Linked DNA regions of Homo sapiens: region 1 is linked to region 2. A link is an interaction called in ENCODE POLR2A ChIA-PET data of the cell type or tissue named here. Cell type or tissue: HepG2. All regions are shown on one strand. Links, peaks and the distances in the headings refer to the core of each region. The heading gives the core; the rest is flanking DNA. Region 1 holds the start of ZNF501 (zinc finger protein 501). Region 2 holds the start of ZNF660-ZNF197 (ZNF660-ZNF197 readthrough).

The links. ChIA-PET counts read pairs that join two places held together with the same protein. Peaks named below come from ENCODE experiments on the same cell type or tissue, not always from the same donor. Only the 100,000 strongest peaks of a DNase experiment are listed, where the experiment ranks them.
Region 1: POLR2A ChIA-PET joins it to region 2 with 12 read pairs; 3 of 35 experiments call an interaction of 5 or more read pairs at or near these places.

The regions. Positions count from the first base shown.
Region 1 is chr3:44,728,347-44,731,253 of GRCh38, forward strand. ZNF501 (zinc finger protein 501) reads left to right here and starts at 1,289. Exons shown (of 3, transcript NM_001258280.2): 1 at 1,289-1,669. It overlaps LOC105377056 (a long non-coding RNA gene), which reads right to left and starts at 1,180. Exons shown (of 3, transcript XR_940788.4): 1 at 446-1,180. RefSeq lists an enhancer at 1,100-1,169. In HepG2, for the core only: no CTCF peak of the experiment used is centred there; a DNase peak (open chromatin) is centred at 1,285; H3K4me3 peaks cover 1,504 bases.
Region 2 is chr3:44,583,178-44,586,084 of GRCh38, forward strand. It overlaps ZNF660-ZNF197 (ZNF660-ZNF197 readthrough), which reads left to right and starts at 1,787. Exons shown (of 8, transcript NR_147692.2): 1 at 1,787-1,830. ZNF660 (zinc finger protein 660) reads left to right here and starts at 1,787. Exons shown (of 3, transcript NM_173658.4): 1 at 1,787-1,830. All of the region lies in intron 2 of ZKSCAN7-AS1 (ZKSCAN7 ZNF cluster antisense RNA 1), which reads right to left. It also overlaps a transcript of ZKSCAN7 not described here. In HepG2, for the core only: no CTCF peak of the experiment used is centred there; a DNase peak (open chromatin) is centred at 1,654; H3K4me3 peaks cover 1,519 bases.

The DNA.
Region 1 (2,907 bases), core at 318-2,817, 150 kb after region 2:
GATAATTTCTCTGCTGCATCTCATTAATTTATACAGCAAGTGTTCACTTCTATATGCTGCACACTAGGGATATGATGGTGTGCACACAGCCCTATTGTCCTGAGATTGCAGATCAGTAGGAATGCTTGGAAGTGAATAAGGTACTCTCCACTCATGCCTTTATCTCTGGACTTTACCTGTCAAGATGAGCCCATGTGTGCAAATATTTCCTGAGTTAGAGCCAGCAAGATCTGAAGTTTTGTAGAAAGGGATGGGTGTGCTACCTTGAGGCCCTGAAAGGTCAGTGAAGTCAGGGCAGAACAATAGGTACTGGAGCTGGGATTTGAGACACAGACAATAGTCCTAACATTTACTGAAGATTTAAAAAATACTAGATGTTCTTAGTAATTCACACGTATTAACCTCACTTAATCCTCACAACAACCCTGTGGTACCATTATTATACCTGGTAAGTGAGGAAGCAGGCACAGAGAGGTAAAGTTGCAAAGTTCATACACTGAGAATCAGGGATTTGAGCCCAAAGCAGTGTTTGATTTGTTTTGTTTTGTTTTTGAGACAGAGTCTCACTCTATCACCCAAGCTGGAGTGCAGTGGCTCAGTCTCTGCTCACTGCAACCTCCCCCTCCCAGGTTCAAGTGATTCTCGCGCCTCAGCCTCCGGAGTAGCTGGAATTACAGGCGCCCACCAGCACACCCGGCTGATTTTTGTATTTTTAGTAGAGACAGGGTTTCTCCATGTTGGGCAGGCTGGTCTTGAACTCCTGACCTCAGGTGATCCGCCCGCCTCGGCCTCCCAAAGTGCTGGGATTACAGGAGTGAGCCACCGCGCCTGGCCTGCAGAACTTTTTCTTTTGGCCACCTGAACAAAGATCCTGGGTCAGTAAGGTGTCAGGGGTTTCTGTGAAGAGGTCAGTTTTCTTCCAGATGAGGATGTGTGTGAGGAAGGTGGAAGCCAGTTTTGTGAAAAGCCTTGAGAATCCCCAAAGGACAGTAACATAGGAAGCTAAATGTGGCGGACTTGCAGGATGAACTGATGCACAGTAAGAGCTCCTTGTGGTCGACCCTTCTGACTTCCATCCCGTTTCCCTGTGCTGGAAGACGCACGCCAGGTGGGGTCGCAGGTTGTTTCTGGTGCCGGCTTAACCGGCGCAGCACCGAAACCCGTAGCTGCGTGCGGGAAGGAACCACCGAGCGGAAGCCGCTCCCACCTTCCTAGAGAGGAGACGGTAGTGGTTATTAGCCGAGGCGCGGACTGCTGACGTCACGCCGGCTGGGCGCGTCCGGGACTTACTCCTTTCCGCAGGGCAGCACCCAGGGACCTGAGTGTTGCAAGGTGCGAGAGGGGAGCGCCGCGGGGAGCGCCGCGGGAAGCGCATGGTGAGCGGTTTCTGCTGTGCCCGGCTGCCGCGGGTCGATTCCAGCTCCTCCCTCGGGAAGCAGGGCGTTTTTCTTCCTGGAGGGCCTGTGGAGCGGAGGCCCGAGGCCTAGGGCAAACTTGCCATGAAGAAAGGAGAGGCTGTTCGAGAGCCCTAGGCTGGGAGTCGGAGGACCTGGGTTCGATTTATACATACTTAAGCATGTCAGTGAACTTCTGGGCACTTTAGTTTTCTGATTTCCAGAAGTAAATACTGTTTCCTGCCTTGCCGTTTCCCAAAGTTGTGCGGGTTGAAGTAAGTATATGCAAGAATTAGTGCCTTCCCTTCATTATTTATTCTTCTCTAACAACAACAAAATAGGTACCGTATGAAGACATGTAGACTCAATACTTTAACAGCAGGCACTATTTATTGAATGCTTACCAGCTGGCATTCTTCTAAGTAGTTGCCATGTAGTAACCCACTTATTCATTACGACAACCCTATAAAGTAGTTACTGGTATCGTCTCCATTTAACAGTTGAAAAAACTGGAGCAAAAAAAGGTTAGGTAACTTGTTCAAAAGTCCTAGTCCTGGAGCCCATGCCATACTTGTAAGTTTGCTGGTGGAAGACAGAATGTAATCAGACTAGAAAGTCCTACAGTAGAAACTTGTAAAATTCTTTGAGAATGTAGACGAGGAAGGGCCTTGGAAAAGTCAAAATTTTCCCACAAGGAAGAGGTGTGAAGTTTCACATTTGAGCTAAATATTAAAGGTTGACTGCAAGCTTGAAAATAATTGCTGGCTTATTTGACCAAATGAGGAAATAAAAGAGACGTTTGAAAATAATTAAACAGTTTGTTCAGTGTCAGTTAAGAGATGCTAGTGGATTGGGATGTATTAGACAGGAAACCAGGTTCCTGCCTTTGAATACAGTGTTCTTTGCATTAGGAGGGTTCTTGAAACCTTTCCCTTATGAAGAGTCCTTAACATCTTACAGCAGATACTCCTTACACAAAGGCAATCCTCTTGTTATTTTCGAGAAATTCCCCCAATTCTAATTGTAGGAGGATAACTGACAGGAAGTTTCCCTGCTGTTGATTCAGCCCGTTCTTAACAAGACCCATTCACCTCACGGCTAGCTCATTTAGTACTTTTCAAATAAATGAATAAACAGATTCAATCAAAGATGGACTGGAAGGGCTTGATTTGAGGTTTTTGCTCTTTTCCCATCTGTATATAGAATCAAAGCTTTGTAGAATGTTGATATTACAAGAAGCTTTAAATATTATCTAGCTTTTCAATTTCATTTAACAAATAAGAAATGGATGAGACTGAGTGACCTGTGTTAGGTCATTGAACAAATTGGTGGCAGAGCTGAGACTAGAATCCACACCTCTTGACTGAGTCCATTACTGGTCCTACTGCCCTCTATTGTAGCCCTGCAGCATTTGACTTTTGAAATCAATGGCTTTTCCAGTAGACTTAGGGGAGCCATTGGGCTCCAACCTGATGTCGTATAAAGAAATTTTTACGCCCAGATGCTTAGTCCT
Region 2 (2,907 bases), core at 191-2,690:
TCAGCCTCCCAAAGTGGTGGGATTACAGGCGTGAGCCACCACACCCAGCCTATTCTTTTTAAGTTTCTTGATGTAGTGGCAGTAGTCTTGTGCTCTTCAGGAGAGTGTCCCGAGTTCTACGTCCCACATCAACTGAGGGTGTGAACTTGTGGAGGACTTTTGTCTGAATCTCTTTTTCAATCTCTATACAATGTGGCGGAGTTGTGCCACCTACATGAGCCAATGGAGAAGAAAGCTCCTGGTATACTTTAAGTACTCAACAATATTAAATACTGAATATTTGTCAATTGACGAAGTACTTCAAAAGCTTGATTCTCAGACTCCTTCTTAGATAAATCATTCCCTAGATTGTCTCATCCTGTCCTGACAACTTCCAAATTTATGTCTTTAGCTGTGATCTCTTCACGGAAGTCCAGACTCCTATTCCAACTGCCTGTTTGGCATTTCATCTTGGATGTTTAATTGGCATCTTTAACACATCCAAAACAAAACTATTAATCCCTCTCCCTAAACCTGTTCCTTTCAAGCTACTCGATTTCTAAAAGACCATCCCATGCTAGTTGCTCAGATCAATAACCATGGAGTCATCAGTAACCAACATTCAATTCATTAGCAAATCATGCAGGCCATGCCTTCAAAATATATGCAGAACCATTTCTCACTACCTGCATCACTTCTAAGCCTGTCCAAGCCACTATCAGTCCTCATCTGGAATATTGTAATGGCCTCTTAATCTCCCTGATTCTACTCTTACCCACCTTCAGACCGTTCTCAACAAGACAGCCAAAGCAAACTAAAAATATAAGTCAAAGAGCAAAATTCATGCAAGGTTTATGTTAGAATGGCTAAGGACAGACAGCAAAGAATTCACAGAATTTATAGTAACAGGCTTCTTGGCTTCTTTCATGTCTCATAGCTAACAAGTCTTTGAATATGTGGTAAGGGAAAAAAAGTTAGATCATGTCGTTCCTCTGTCCCCAAGCCCTCCAGCTGTTATGCAGAGCAAATCCAAAGCCCTTATCATAGTCTACAAGATCCTAAATGTGCACCTCTCCACCCCACTCCTGATTAAAGAATTTTGCTCCTAATGGCCCACTATGGGAATACTCTTTCCCCAGATAGCCACATGCTTCAATTGCCCACTTCCTGTCTCTGCCCTCCCTGTCATCTGTAAAATAGTCCCACCACTATCTCCCTCTCTCCCCTTACTCCCTCTCTCCCCTTACTGCTACGTTCTACATATTTATTTATCATTGTCTCCTTGACTTGAATGTAAACTCAATGGGGCAGAGAGTTCATTTTCTTCACTACTGTATCCGCAGCGCCTGGAACAGTGAGTGACATAGTAGGCACCCAAAACGTCTTTTCATATGCTGCCAATAAACCATAGCTGATCCTGGCTTTGAGGCTGAATGACCCAGATCTGTGGAAGGAAAGATGACCTCTCTGCTCAGCAACCGGAGCTGGGGGTGTAACTTTAGGGAGTCTCAGCCTGAGGCTGGCAGCCTGGCCACCCAGATGCTCGGTCTCTTTCCGCCCTAACCAAGCCCCCTGCCCAGCTTCCACCACTTCCAGGGCCCTCCTCACATTGGCTGAAGTCGCCAAGCCCTTCCATCCAATGATAGGGCAAAGCCCGGAAGGGAGGCAGGGCCAGAGCGTCGGCCGACCGCGCGGGGCTTCTGAGGGGCGGGGGGACTCCAGCCCGCGGGCACAGAGATGTGGAAACCTCACGAAGCCTAGAAGGGCCGGAGGGACAGGCTGGGAGTTAGCTGGGAGTTGCTGACGCAGTTCCTTCTGCGCTTTGTTCAAGATGTGGGTCTGGCGCTTTCGGTGAGGGGTGCTCTACAGTCTGGCGTGGGGGGTCGGGCCGGGTTCTGGGAGCGTGTGGGAGACGCAAGCCAGGAGGCCAGGGCTCCTCTGCGGCTGCCCGCTGCTGAGATGGGCGCGGCAGCCAAGGGGTCGTTGTGGGCCTCCCCTTTCTCTCGTTCAGTGCTGCCCCTTTGTCTTGGGTCCAGTCTCTGACTCCTCGTAGCTGCTCGCTTGGACCAGGCTGGCCGTGGTGACAGCACTGTGTCGTCCCCGCTCCTAGGCAGTGGGCCTTCCGGGTAGTAGCGGTCGAGTCCCGCCTAGGCTCTCAGGACTCCACAGCCCCTGAGTATTTGACTCAAATCACCAGTCCAATATCCCTCCCGTTACCAGTGAGGAACCTGGGGCCCAGAGAAGAGGACGGAGTCTTGCCCAAGGTTACTCATTCATTCATTGATTCATTCAACAAATATTTATTGAGCACTAACCCAGTAGTGTGCTAGGTCCTGGGGTTATGGTTGTGTACAGGACAGAACTAAATTCTAGTAGGGGAGAAATGAAACAAACTTCAAGGGTTAGAAGCAGAGCCTGGGGATCTGGAGGGGGAAACACAAAACATATTTGAGGCTTAGTAATCCTAAGAAATGGGTAAACAGAAAAAAGGAACATTCTTTTTCTAGTGCTCTTTTAAAGACTTGTTTCTTTCTGTCTTCCTAAAGACACTTGACTCAGCAAAGTTCTCCCTCTCATCCCCCTTGTGCAGACTTTCTGTGGAAAGCTGGATTGCAAGGAAGTTCTCCACTGCATTGTATTTTGCAGTTAGATGAGAATATGGAAGCTTTTAGATATCAATGGAGCAGGTGAAAAGGGGAGGCTGTGGTGTGATGGAATTAGGATTTCCTGAAGACACAGAAGGCTTTTTAATCACTCACTAGCTATAGGACCTTGGGCAAGTCGTTCAATCCCTGGGAGCTTCATTCCCTCATCTTTACACTGGAAATGATCCTTCTTACTGCCCACAGTTCTATAGGAAGGGAAGTTACCCAAAGATGGGACACTGCCCTGAGTGTCCACTTGGAATTCAGGGCTCAGAGAACTCAG